Regions from separate parts of the Homo sapiens genome. Here region 2 is linked to region 1. Evidence: chromatin contacts called from ENCODE Hi-C or POLR2A ChIA-PET data. All regions are on one chromosome and are shown on one strand. Each heading gives the region's core, a stretch centred on a gene start or an enhancer-like site at or near the end of the contact. The rest is flanking DNA. Distances are from core to core; before and after follow the strand shown.

The links. A loop is a pair of places that touch in the nucleus more often than their neighbours do. ChIA-PET counts read pairs that join two places held with the same protein, here RNA polymerase II (POLR2A).
Region 2: a map of breast epithelium shows a loop between it and region 1 (6-fold over the local background). The contact joins the enhancer-like site here to the promoter of MYCNOS in region 1. A Hi-C loop is called at or near these places in 2 of 168 maps with a recorded cell type or tissue (breast epithelium and heart left ventricle). POLR2A ChIA-PET finds 5 or more read pairs at or near these places in 2 of 52 experiments (Caco-2 and activated CD4-positive, alpha-beta T cell).

The regions. Positions count from the first base shown.
Region 1 is chr2:15,938,812-15,944,525 of GRCh38, reverse strand. It overlaps MYCNOS (MYCN opposite strand), which reads left to right and starts at 2,841. Exons shown (of 4, transcript NR_110230.2): 1 at 2,841-2,994; 2 at 3,429-3,552. It overlaps MYCN (MYCN proto-oncogene, bHLH transcription factor), which reads right to left and starts at 3,976. Exons shown (of 3, transcript NM_005378.6): 1 at 3,783-3,976; 2 at 1,672-2,578. The coding sequence starts at 2,461. RefSeq lists enhancers at 3,848-4,378, 5,423-5,714.
Region 2 is chr2:16,738,100-16,743,813 of GRCh38, reverse strand. No RefSeq gene overlaps it. Among named protein-coding and RNA genes, the nearest start is that of CYRIA, 75 kb to the right of the region's middle. Within about 2 kb of position 3,578, at least 5 of the 41 ENCODE cell types and tissues checked have a DNase peak (open chromatin) inside an H3K27ac peak, as active enhancers do.

The DNA.
Region 1 (5,714 bases), core at 1,592-4,091:
AACTGAAGAAAAAAAACAACTTTTCGTCCACAAACCTGAGTTTTATACAATAAACAGTTTTTCATTTAACAAAGATCAAATCTTAATGACAAAGCCATAATCCACAGTTGGTATAAACCCCCAAATGGGAGCAGCTCTCCTCAAAGCCACCAATAATAACAGCAACAACAGAAACGTGTAGCATCATGTGCGCATTCTTCCCCTCTCTCCTCATTGACTACCACGCTGGGGTAGAAAATTATTGTTTAAAATACAAGCATGAAAATCAAAACATATCTTCTGCTTGATCTGAAGGGGACCGGAAAGCTGAACAATTGTGGGATTTGTTCTAAAGCCGAAATGTGAGGCTGTTCCAGTCTGTGGGTCCCTTTAAGCCAATGTTTTGGTTTTCTGCCAAGAAGACAGCTGTTGGAAGGAAGTGCTTCCTCACCAAAAGCTGTCAAGGCACAGACATTAAAGGGACAGAGCCGTTTCAAACTGGAGGCTTATCACCAAGTTTCCTTCCAGGAGCCTCAAAGATCTCTCCTCAGCCCAGAAGTAAATTTAGGCTTGTTATCCACCTGCATTCTGAAAACACTGGTTTTCAAAGTCCAAGGGGGGTCCCAGCTCCCTGCTCCAAGGACAAGGCAATGCCACTCTTTGGGTTGAGTTCTGTTCATCCAGACCCCCAGGGAAAGGCTTGGTTTTAACTCTTCCCTTCAGCTTAAGACACAGACAAATGAACACAATAGAACTAATCAGTGAGTCCTCCCAGGATGTGAGCCTTCCTGGAGAGGCTGCTGAGTGCCTGCCCTCACCTTCAAGGGCACTGGGTTACAGATACAACTCACATCTCAAATTAGGCCTGGAATTCAGGCTGGAAGACAAAACTACAGCCAGTTTCCACTGCACACTGGAAAGAGGAGGCCCCCTGAGAATGTACACAACTGCTGTTGCACTTGCAGCCAGCTGCTGAATGGAGGGAGGGAGGGTGCCCCCACCACCCCCAGCCTTTCAGATCCCGGGCCCGCCTGCTGGCCTCGCATATCGCCGCCTGCTGGCCACGCACCAGGAGCAAATAGCCCACCACCCACCGAGGATGGGGGAAGGGAAAGGTACCGACATTTGAAAAAAAAAAAAAAAGAAAAAGAAAAAGAATAGAAAATCGGCTCTAGCCATCTGTGCAACCCTCCTATAAGTTCCTGCGCCTTAAACAGGGCTTTGCACAGCCCTTGAATCTTCTCGGGATGTCTTTCCCTCCCCTGACCTGGGCCAGAGAGTCCCTTTCACCCCTGCGCTAACAGGTTTCTGTCCAGGCAGTGCACCCAGCAACCCCCTAAACCCCCACCCGGTTTAGCCACCAACTTTCTCCAATTTTATTCCTCAGACTGCGCTGCAAAAGAGAGGTGGGGGACCGGGTGAGGGCCCGTGATGGCCTAGAGGAGGGCTCCCCAGGAGAGGGTGGAAGGAACTTTAGTGAAGGCGAGAATTGGAGAGCACCCCTTTTGCAACGGCATTCTCTCAGCCCCTTCTCTTTACCCCGAGGAGAGACTTGGGGGAAACAGGACCTCTCTGCCCCTAGCACTGCCTCCAAAATGCTCCCCAGGCCAAGACATACGAGCACTAACAAAGGGGACGCGACCCGGGGTCCAGTGCCCCAGGGAGGCAGCCGGACCCGAGTTCGGTCTTTACCTGAATCGCTCAGGGTGTCCTCTCCGGAGGTACTGAGGGCCTTGTGGTCGCCGCCGCTGGTCTGGCGGCCGCCTGGGCGCGGAGGGGCGACCCCCGGGGCCCCGGCTGGGGCGGCAATACCCGCCCCCGAGGCGACCGCAGGGCCCGCCGCCGGGGCACTGGCCGGGGCTGCGGGCACGGGCGCTGGCTCGCGCTTGTTCACGGGAAAGGGGAAGACCACGGCGGGATCCACGCACTCGGCGGCCGGGTGGGCGAGCTCGGCGGGCAGGGCGGCCCCGGCGCGGCCGGCTCCCGCAGCCCCGCCGTGCCCGCGACCCGCAGGGCTGGCGGCGCCGGCTCCCGGGGACTGGGCGGTGGAACCGGCGGTTGGCGGCCCGCGGCCGTGCTGCAGCTTCTCGCTCACGGCGCGCTCCAGCTTCTCGCGGGCGGAGAAGCCGCTCCACATGCAGTCCTGGAGGATGACCGGGTTGGGGGTGAGGCCACCCAGTCCCCCCAGGCCGAACGCGTCCTCCTCGGCCGGGCTGCCCCACAGCTCGTTCTCAAGCAGCATCTCCGTGACCCAGCTCGGGGGCTCGGAGCTGTGCTCCGCGAAGCCACGGCTGGGCGACAGCGGGGGCGTGGGCAGCAGCTCAAACTTCTTCCAGATGTCCTCCCCCGGGGGGGTCGAGTCGGGGCCGCCGAAGTAGAAGTCATCTTCGTCCGGGTAGAAGCAGGGCTGTAGCGAGTCAAACTCGAGGTCTGGGTTCTTGCAGATCATGCCCGGCATGGTGGACGTGGAGCAGCTCGGCATCGGCTCGCCTCCCGGCCGGCGACTGAGGGCTTCTTTCCGCCCCGTTCGTTTTAATACCGGGGGTGCTTCCTTCCCGTGGGGGGCGCGGAAGGCGGGGGCCGGCGCCGACCTCCAACACTGCAACCGACAGACACACCGGAGAGGGTGGGCAAACGGGGCAGACCGAGGGGATAGGCAATGGGCGCCCCCTCTAACCAGGTTCCCCAATCTTCCCTCCAAGCCCCCCACTCTGCCCACTGCTCCCGAAGGTGGAGGAAGTTGTGCCTCTCGCTCCCTCCCTCCCGCCCTCCTTTTGTGTACAAGCTGTCTACGACAGGGGGTGGGAGGGGGCATGCAGATGCAGGGGGTGGTGGCGAGGCTCCGCAACTTTGGAAACTGCCATTTCATTCACACAAGGCACTGCCTGGGGGAGGGGGCTGTTCCTGGCTGCAGAATTCTAGCTCTCACGAGCACGCAGACAACCGCACTCGCAGCGGTGTGGGGCCGGCTGCTCAGGGGAAGCCCCAGGCTCTCCGACCCAGCTACCGGGAATGGTATTTGGAGTACCTTCTACCCCCTTTGTAAAAATGCAACCTCAGGAGTGCAAATGATAGCAGGGGATTTAGAAAACTTTGCAAATAAAAAAAAGCCTTTCTCTAGACAGAGACCAACAACAGACACCCATATCCACAAATCCTTCCCCTCCCCAAATTTGAGCAAACGCCCCTCGGCATTCACCCGCTGCAGGGATACTCCTGCCAATAGCTTAATTGGAAGCTCTCTAAGCCCACCCCTGCTCTTCCAAACCCACGACAACGTCCTCTTCCAGGGAGGGAGAGGCTGAGCCCCTGTTCCCGGGAATGGCAGGGGCGCCCGCGCGAGGAGGGTCGCCGGGAGAGCCGCCTCTCCTCCAAGCTGGAGCAGCCGTGACCCAGATTGCGACCGCGGCGGCCTCGCCCTGCCTAATCCCCCCCTCTTCTTCCTCCAGGGGCACCCTTTGGAGAAGAACCCCAGCCTGGGGTGGGGACGCACCGGCTCTCCGACAGCTCAAACACAGACAGATCTTCTAGAGCCGAGGGAATTTCTTTTCGCAGAAGCCATTACTCCCCCCGGTAAGGGCTGCAAAAGGATTAGGGCGGGTCTCCTCTAGCCAGGATGCCTTCGGGGCTGGAACTGGCTTTTCTGGGAAAACCCAGAGATGGTTTTGTTTCGGAAGCAGAAACAGTCCCCCGGGCATATTAGGGCGCCCGGTGCGCACGTCGCAATCCCGTCCAGGGCTTGCCTTGCCCCGGCGCTCGTCGCTTCCCTGGGCGCCGGGCGGTTTGCAAGCCCTGCTCCTTACCTCCCGCCGACTGCAGGGGATCCGGAGGCGATTCTGCGCGGGTGTCTCCGGGTGGGCCGGGGGGGCGGGGGTGTCCTCGGATGGCTACAGTCTGTGCGCGCTTGCGCCTGGCTAGCGCTTGCTCGGCTCCAACACAGTTCCCAGGAGCCCCCCGCATCCACCCAGCGCGTCCAGACAGATGACTGTCACAGCCTGCGCTTTGAAGCTCGGGGGATATTATTAACTGAAAAATCTGACACACCCGGGGGGCGGGGAGAGAAGGGGGCTGTGGCGCAGACAAGGGGGAGGGAGAAAGGAGAGGAAAGCGGCTTTACCCCGCCCTCCTGATTTCCATAAAAATCAGGGGAGGCGCCAAGGCTTTCGCGCCAAAAGCCACTTGCTTTTCTTTGCAGAGAGAAGGCTGCAAAGCTGGGAAGCCCAGGGTGTGCTCCTCCCGCCCTTTTGGACCCCCGGGCTTGCACCGGCTGCACTCTGAGAACCAGCTGCGCGCGGAGCGGTGCAATGCAGCACCCACCCTGCGAGCCTGGCAATTGCTTGTCATTAAAAGAAAAAAAAATTACGGAGGGCTCCGGGGGTGTGTGTTGGGGAGGGGAGACCGATGCTTCTAACCCAGCCCCCGCTTTGACTGCGTGTTGTGCAGCTGAGCGCGAGGCCAACGTTGAGCAAGGCCTTGCAGGGAGGTTGCTCCTGTGTAATTACGAAAGAAGGCTAGTCCGAAGGTGCAAAATAGCAGGGAGAGGACGCGCCCCCTTAGGAACAAGACCTCTGGATGTTTCCAGTTTCAAATTGAAAGAAGAGGGGCGCCCCCCTTGTTTGAAAATAAATAAATAAATAAGTGCGAGCTACGAGGGTGGCGCCGCGGTGGTTTCTTCGGCCGAAGGCGACACCTCGCGGAGACTGAGCAGAAAGCGGAGCTGCCCGGCCTTGGCGCGGACCTGGAGTGCGGCCACTCCGCAGGTCTCCCGCCGCCCCCGCGGGACTGTCCACGCGTCCTCACCACTGCGGAGGAGGAGGCGGCCTGGCTCTGCTTCCTAGGGGGAATGGGCGTACGTTCCCTGCAGCCGTCCCCAGGGCTCCCAAGTTAACCTTTTCAAAGCCACCATTCTCCCCAGTTATGGGCAGGCGAATCTGATTTACCGAGATGGAAGTGCTGTCCACACCTCCTGAGACCCAGCCTCGGCTCAAACAGCTTGATTCCAAACTGTTGAAGGGAAAAAGGAAAGCTGCTGTCACTACTTCGTTTCTTTGTGCCTCAGTTTCCTCAATTGTGAAATGGAGTTCGTAGTGCCTCCTACCTGAGAGTTATGAAAGCTCTTATAAGTCCCCAGCCCATAATAGTTGTGTCAGCTATTATTATGATGATGACCACGACATGCTATTCTTCTGGGGAAAATAACACCCCTCTGTCCAGCAGCAGCATTGGCCCCTTCCCTTCCCGCCACCATCAAATCCTGGCTTTACTTCACTCTGGTCTAGCTTTTCTTACAGGTGTATTTGTTTGCAGGGGGTCAGACATTATTGCCCCTGCCCTCCAAACTCTCCAAAAACAACCCTGATCTCCTGGACAGCCCCCTTCACAACCAAATACACAGTGAGGTGGGATTTTGCCTTGAAAAACATTCCTTAGGCTTGTTTGGAGAGAGGGGAACCTGGCCCTGGGATTGGGGTGGGAAGGCTTCCCCGCCTCTCCCTACTTTTTTCTCCAAACTGGAAATGCCATTCTCCATCGCCCCCACCTCTTCACCTCACCATTGGATCTAGTTAAGGAGGAGGATGCTGAGGGTCAGGGGGCAACCCATAAAATGCTCACAGATTAGCATTTGTGAAGGCCTTTCCAGCCCTGACCCTGGACGCCTACAGAGCTCTAGGGAGAAAGATTCCCAGAGTTCTAGGAAGAGGCCCATGAATGCGGATGAGCAGCCCTTCCAAGCA
Region 2 (5,714 bases), core at 2,329-4,828, 800 kb before region 1:
CTCTCTTCAGGCCAAAGATACAGGCAGCTAGAGTCCCAAAATAGTCATAGCCATATATTAGTTTGCTAGGGCTGCCATGACAAAGTACTGCAGACTGGGTGACTTAACAGAAATTTTATTACAATTCTGAAGGCTACAAGTCCAAGACCAAGGTGTCAGCAGGATTGATTTCTCCTGAGGTCTTTCTTCTTGGCTTATAGATGGTCATCTTTTGGTATCTTCACAGTTTTGGTCCTCCTGGACTTCACAGTATCTTCCAGTCCAGTCTTGTCTCTGAGCAGGTTTTGTGAAGTCCATTGAGGCACTGAGGACCAAAGCTACATAGTCTTCCCTCTGTGTGTGTCAGTGTCCTAACCCCCTTGTTTTGTTTGTTTGTTTGTTTTGTTTTATTGAGACAGAGTCTCACTCTGTCTCCAGGCTGGAATGCAGTGGCGCAATCTTGGCTCACTGCAATCTCTGCCTCCTGGGTTCAAGCGATTCTCCTGCCTCAGTCTCTTGAGTAGCTGGGACTACAGGCATGTGTCACCACACCCAGTTATTATTTTTTTTTTCATTTTTAGTAGAGATGTGGGTTCATCATGTTGGCTAGGATGGTCTTGATCTCCTGACCTTGTGATCTGCCTGCCTCAGCCTCCTAAAGTGCTGGGATTACAGGTGTGAGCCACCGTGCCCAGCCCCTAATTCTCTTTTCTTATAAGGATACAAATCATACTGAATTAAGACTCACCCACATGGCCTCATTTTACCTTAATTGTCTATTTAAATACTGTATCTCCAAACACAGTCATACTCTGAGGCACTGGGGGTTAGAACTTTAATATCTAAATTTTGACAGGACACAATTCATTCCCTAACACCCTGTAACCAGTTTATTGAATGGGCTGGCACCTGTACGGTACAAACAGAAAGCCACTTCATCCTTTCTCATCATTTCTCTTTAAGACTAGGAGACGCAGCTTTCAGCATCTGTGCATTTCTCCTCCTATCACCACCCTGCATAAAGTCTCAGGCTAGCTTCAACTTTTCCAGTGTTCTTCAATAAATAAACCAAATAAAAGCTTATTTAAGTCTAAAACAAAAGCTCATGGACTCTTTGTGGAATTTACAGCTTTTCCCCTCCTCTCTATGTTCTTTCTCCTCCCAGCCTCTCCCTCAGCCCCTGCCCCATCCACCCACCCTACAGGCTGCAGTATCAGCCATGATCTCTATTCTGAGTCAGGTGCAAGTTCGTATGGTTCCCTCAAATTCCAGAGGGTCATGGATCAAGCTCCTAGTGGGTTTCTTGATAATTCCTTCCTTGGTTTTAGGTAAGTGGTGGGAAAATGGCCCCTTTCTCTCTCCCATGAGCTGGGAGTGATATTCAGCCAAATATCTCTGCAAAGAAATTGCCCCTGGCCACTTCCCTATTACTTTTAGGCTAAGAACTGAAAAACTGAATTTGCAATTTCTTCATATGCCATGCATGGTTGCTTGCCACCTAGTTTTTTGGTGTCATTCTTCGGAACCTCAGCAAAAACTAATACAGAAAATCTCAGTTTAGCATCCTTTAAGATTTTCTTTTTGCATAATTTCAAAGCCAACTATCTGTTGGCTCCCTTTCAGAGAATCTTATAAGCCAAGTCTCTGGAAGCAGGGCCTGGCCTGTGGCTCCCAGGAGGAGACTGGTTGAGGCAGGGTCTGTGTCCCAATGTCATTCCTCCTGCACAGGCTATGGTCTTCCCAATATGCCACAATTACATTGTACCTAAATTGACAGGGTTTCAGACTCTTGCTTTCCCAAGTTGAATAATGCGTTAAACATATATTAATGCAATACATTTATGGTTAAAAAATGCCTCCAGCTCTGTATGTTGAAAGCTTTTGTCTCCATTTCCCTAGGGATAAATCATTATTGAAATCAAAAAGAAGAGCTTGGCTCAGCAGCAAAAAAGAAAAATAAAAAAACATGCCTTGTGGTTTGTCCCCAACATTGCAATCTATTCCTAGGTTAAGGATTTTGTAACTTCTTTCTGTCTCTCTTAGGTTTCTTTCCTCTCCTTCCCTCATTCCCCACTTACCTCCCCCCAACACAAGGATGTTTAAGTTCTGCACATAGTGCTCCCATCTGCTCACGTCTTCTCCTATCGCCATGGTTACTGGCCCAGAGTGGTCTCTGTGGAGACAGAGGCAGAACAGTAACCAGGGACAACTACATAGCAAGAGGCTGTGAAAGTGAGGATTTTTTAACCCCCAGTTAAACTGGCATGCCTATACTCATGCGATTTCTTTTTTTTTTTAAGTGGCATGTCAGATTTTAAAATTCTTTTTCAGAAAAAAAGATAAAATATGAGGTGTTTGGTTATGACTATTTTTTTAAAAAAATCAAATTTAGGGTGTGTTCCATATGAAGTACTGGGGTTAACGGTGTGGAAGGTAGGAAGGTGGTGGCCAGATCTCAGCCCATACCCCACGAAAGGGGGCAGACCCATGACAGTCCAGGGTTACTGAAATTAATACAGGAGTTACTGAATTTCATACAAAGGACAATGGAATAAGCCTTCGAAGCTTACATTTCCTGATCCCCAACCATTGGGTTGTGCCATCACAAATCGCCTCAATGACATCCCAGGTCCTGTGGCTGCAACAGACTGAATGTTTGTGTTCCCCACAAACATTTAGTTAATCCCAATCGCCTCCCAAAGGCCCCACCTCCTAACAGCGTGGCATCGGGATTGATGTGATCTTGTTAGCAGGGGGGGCCTTTGGGAGGTGATTAGGTGATGAGAGTGGTGCTCTCGTGAGTGGGGTTAGTGCCTTTATAAGAATAGGCCAGACAGCAAAGTCACTCTCTTTTCACCATGTGAGAATGTGGTGAGAAGTCAGCTCTCTGCAACCAGAAGAGGGTCCTCACCAGAACCCAACCATGCTGGCACCTGGATCTCAGACTTCCAGCCTCCAGAACTGTGAGAAATAAATTTGCTGTTTATAAGCTCCCTGGTCTATAATACTTTGTGATAGCAACCCATGCTTATGGTGACGGTGCCCAGTAGTCTTCATTTTATTTTTCTCCAACCAGATGGGATTTTATTTGCTTTGCTCTGGGCTCATGTGCCACAGGAAGGTGTAGATGCCTGATATGATCAGCGGGGAACTCCTGTTTAGTAGAATCGAGTATGGGGTTTAATATCATCAGGGAGTCTCCTCTAGGCTAGGCTTTGCTTCTGACTACTTGGGGACTGACACAGGTCATTTCTTGTTCTATGAAATGGGGTGGCACAGCAGTATGTTGGATTACAACAGAGTATCTCAACCTTGGCTGCACTTCAGAACCACCTGGGAGTGTGTCCAAAATACCAATGTCCTGGCACACCCCCTGTACCATTAAATCAGACACCCTGAGAGTGCAGCTTAGCAGTATTTTTAAAACTTTCCCAGGTAAGTTTAATGGGTAGTCAGGTAAAAGTCAATGACCTGGACATGCTCCAAGGTCCCTTCCAGCTCTGCAAGCAAATGAGAACATGCCCAGCGTGGACTGCACACAGGTATGGCCAGTTGGCAGGAGGCACCACTGCAAGGATTCCTCCTGGCTGTGTCACCAGCTGGGCACCTCCAGCGTGGGCACAACCAAGGTTGAATGAAGCCCAGACTGGCACCGAGAGGCCTGGGCACTGACCTGATTGGTCATAAACCAGCTGTGTAACCTTAAGCAAATCTCTTTCAACTGAATGGCACAGTTTCTTCATCTATAAAATGAGGAAGGCAATATTTTGAAAGGGTTAAAATGCAGACTCTGGAGCCTGTGTAAATTCAGACACTGACTATGTACTAAACTGCTGTGTGACCTTGAGCAAGTTACTTAACCTCTCTGGGCTTCAGTTTCTTCCTGCATAAAATGGAAAGAATAATAGTACACAGTTCAAAGTATTGAAGGATTCACTGAACTGATTTACGTAAAATGCTTATCAGTGCCTGTCTTTAATAAATACTCAATAGATGTTGGAATTTACAAATCAACATTACAACATTACAAAGTAGAGGGGTTGGACTAAACATTCTCTGGGGAACTTTCTCTGTCTCTGATGCTAGGTCCTGGGAGACAAATGGTGGCTTTGGCAGATAGAAGTGGGAAGGGCTTTGCAAACAGAGAGAAGGGAGGCAAAAGAAATCTGAGCATGCATGGGAACAGTAACTGGAGTGCACAGACTATTGGGAAAGGGGACTAGAGCCAAGGGAGAAACGGGACCATTAGACTAAAAAGTGGGGAAAGGTTATGGAAGCCCTGAGATATCAGGGTGTGGAAGTGGGGCTTTCCATGTACACTAGTGATTCCAAACATTCTTCAGTAGTGGATTTCAGCTTCAGACAAAGTTTTATAAGGAATCTGATTGTATACAACAAATAAAAGTAGAAATTTTTGAGTTGCAGCCCAGATGGGAGTCTGGAATCCCTGGTCTTGTTGTCCTTCTCTTACCATGGCTGGCCCTTCAGTAGTCCCTCTAGTGCTCCAAGATTTCATGGAGCAAAGTTAATATTCTCTACTGTAAATAACTAGAAATTATTGGGACACAGGAGCTGATAGAGTTTGAATATTTGTTCCCTCTGAATCTCACGTTGAAATGTGACCCCAGTGTTGGAGGTGGGATCTGGTGGGAGATGTTTGGGTCAGGGGAGTGGATCCCTCGTGAATGACTTAGTGTCCTCCCCAAGTAATGAGTAAGTCTTCACTTCATTAGTTTGTGCAAGATCCGGTTGTTAAAGAGTCTGGCACCTCCCTCCCCTCTTCTCTTGATTCCTTTCCCACTGTGTGACGTACCAGCTTCCCTTGCCTTCTGCCATGAGTAAAGGTATCCTGAGGCCTCACCACAAGCAGATGCTGCTGCTATGCTTCTTGTACAGCCTACAGAACCATGAGACAAACAAACCCCTTTGCTTTGTAAATTGCCCCATCTCAGGTATTCCTTTACAGTGATGCAAAGTGGACTAATACAGGAACCAACTTTTAAAGAATTTTTCATACTCTGTGCTATGGACAATCTGTAGGCTAGATGATAAGGGTGAGGAGGGTGGGAACAAAAACACAATTATTGGGATATCTATAAAGTCAGAGACAGAATCTTGAGCTGCAGAGTTCATGAACCTGAGTGACTAATACATTTTCTGGCTTGTTTTCATAATGTGCCCCATCCGCCAGAACAGTTAAGGTGCTTACCTGAGTTTACCTATGACTGAAAGCAAAGGTGTATTATTTATTATTTAAATACTGCTGTAAGAGTGCCAGGTAATACACAATCACAAAAATCTCACTGGCTTATTAAAACAAATGTTTATGTCACATTTACAGGTGGACAGGCCAACAGTGATACTATTGGCACCTGCTGGGTTGGCTGAGCTTGACTTTAGAAAATGGGCTGGATTTAGTTCCACCCCGTATATCTACTCATTCTGGACCAGCAACTACCTGGGATGCTTTATTCTTGTGGTAAAGTGAAGAGTAAAAGACCAGCAGAGCTTTGCCATGACTCTCCAAGTTTCAGATCAAAGCAGTAACTGTCACTCTCACCCACATTGCATTAACCCATGCACATCATATGGCCAAAGCCAAAGTCAATGAAACAGACAACATTCTACCCACAGGGAGGACTTGGCAATAGAAGTAGAGAAAGAAATATGGGTCAACAAATAATACTACCTACTACAGGTGGGGGTGATGGGGAAGCCGAGTAGTCACCAAGCCA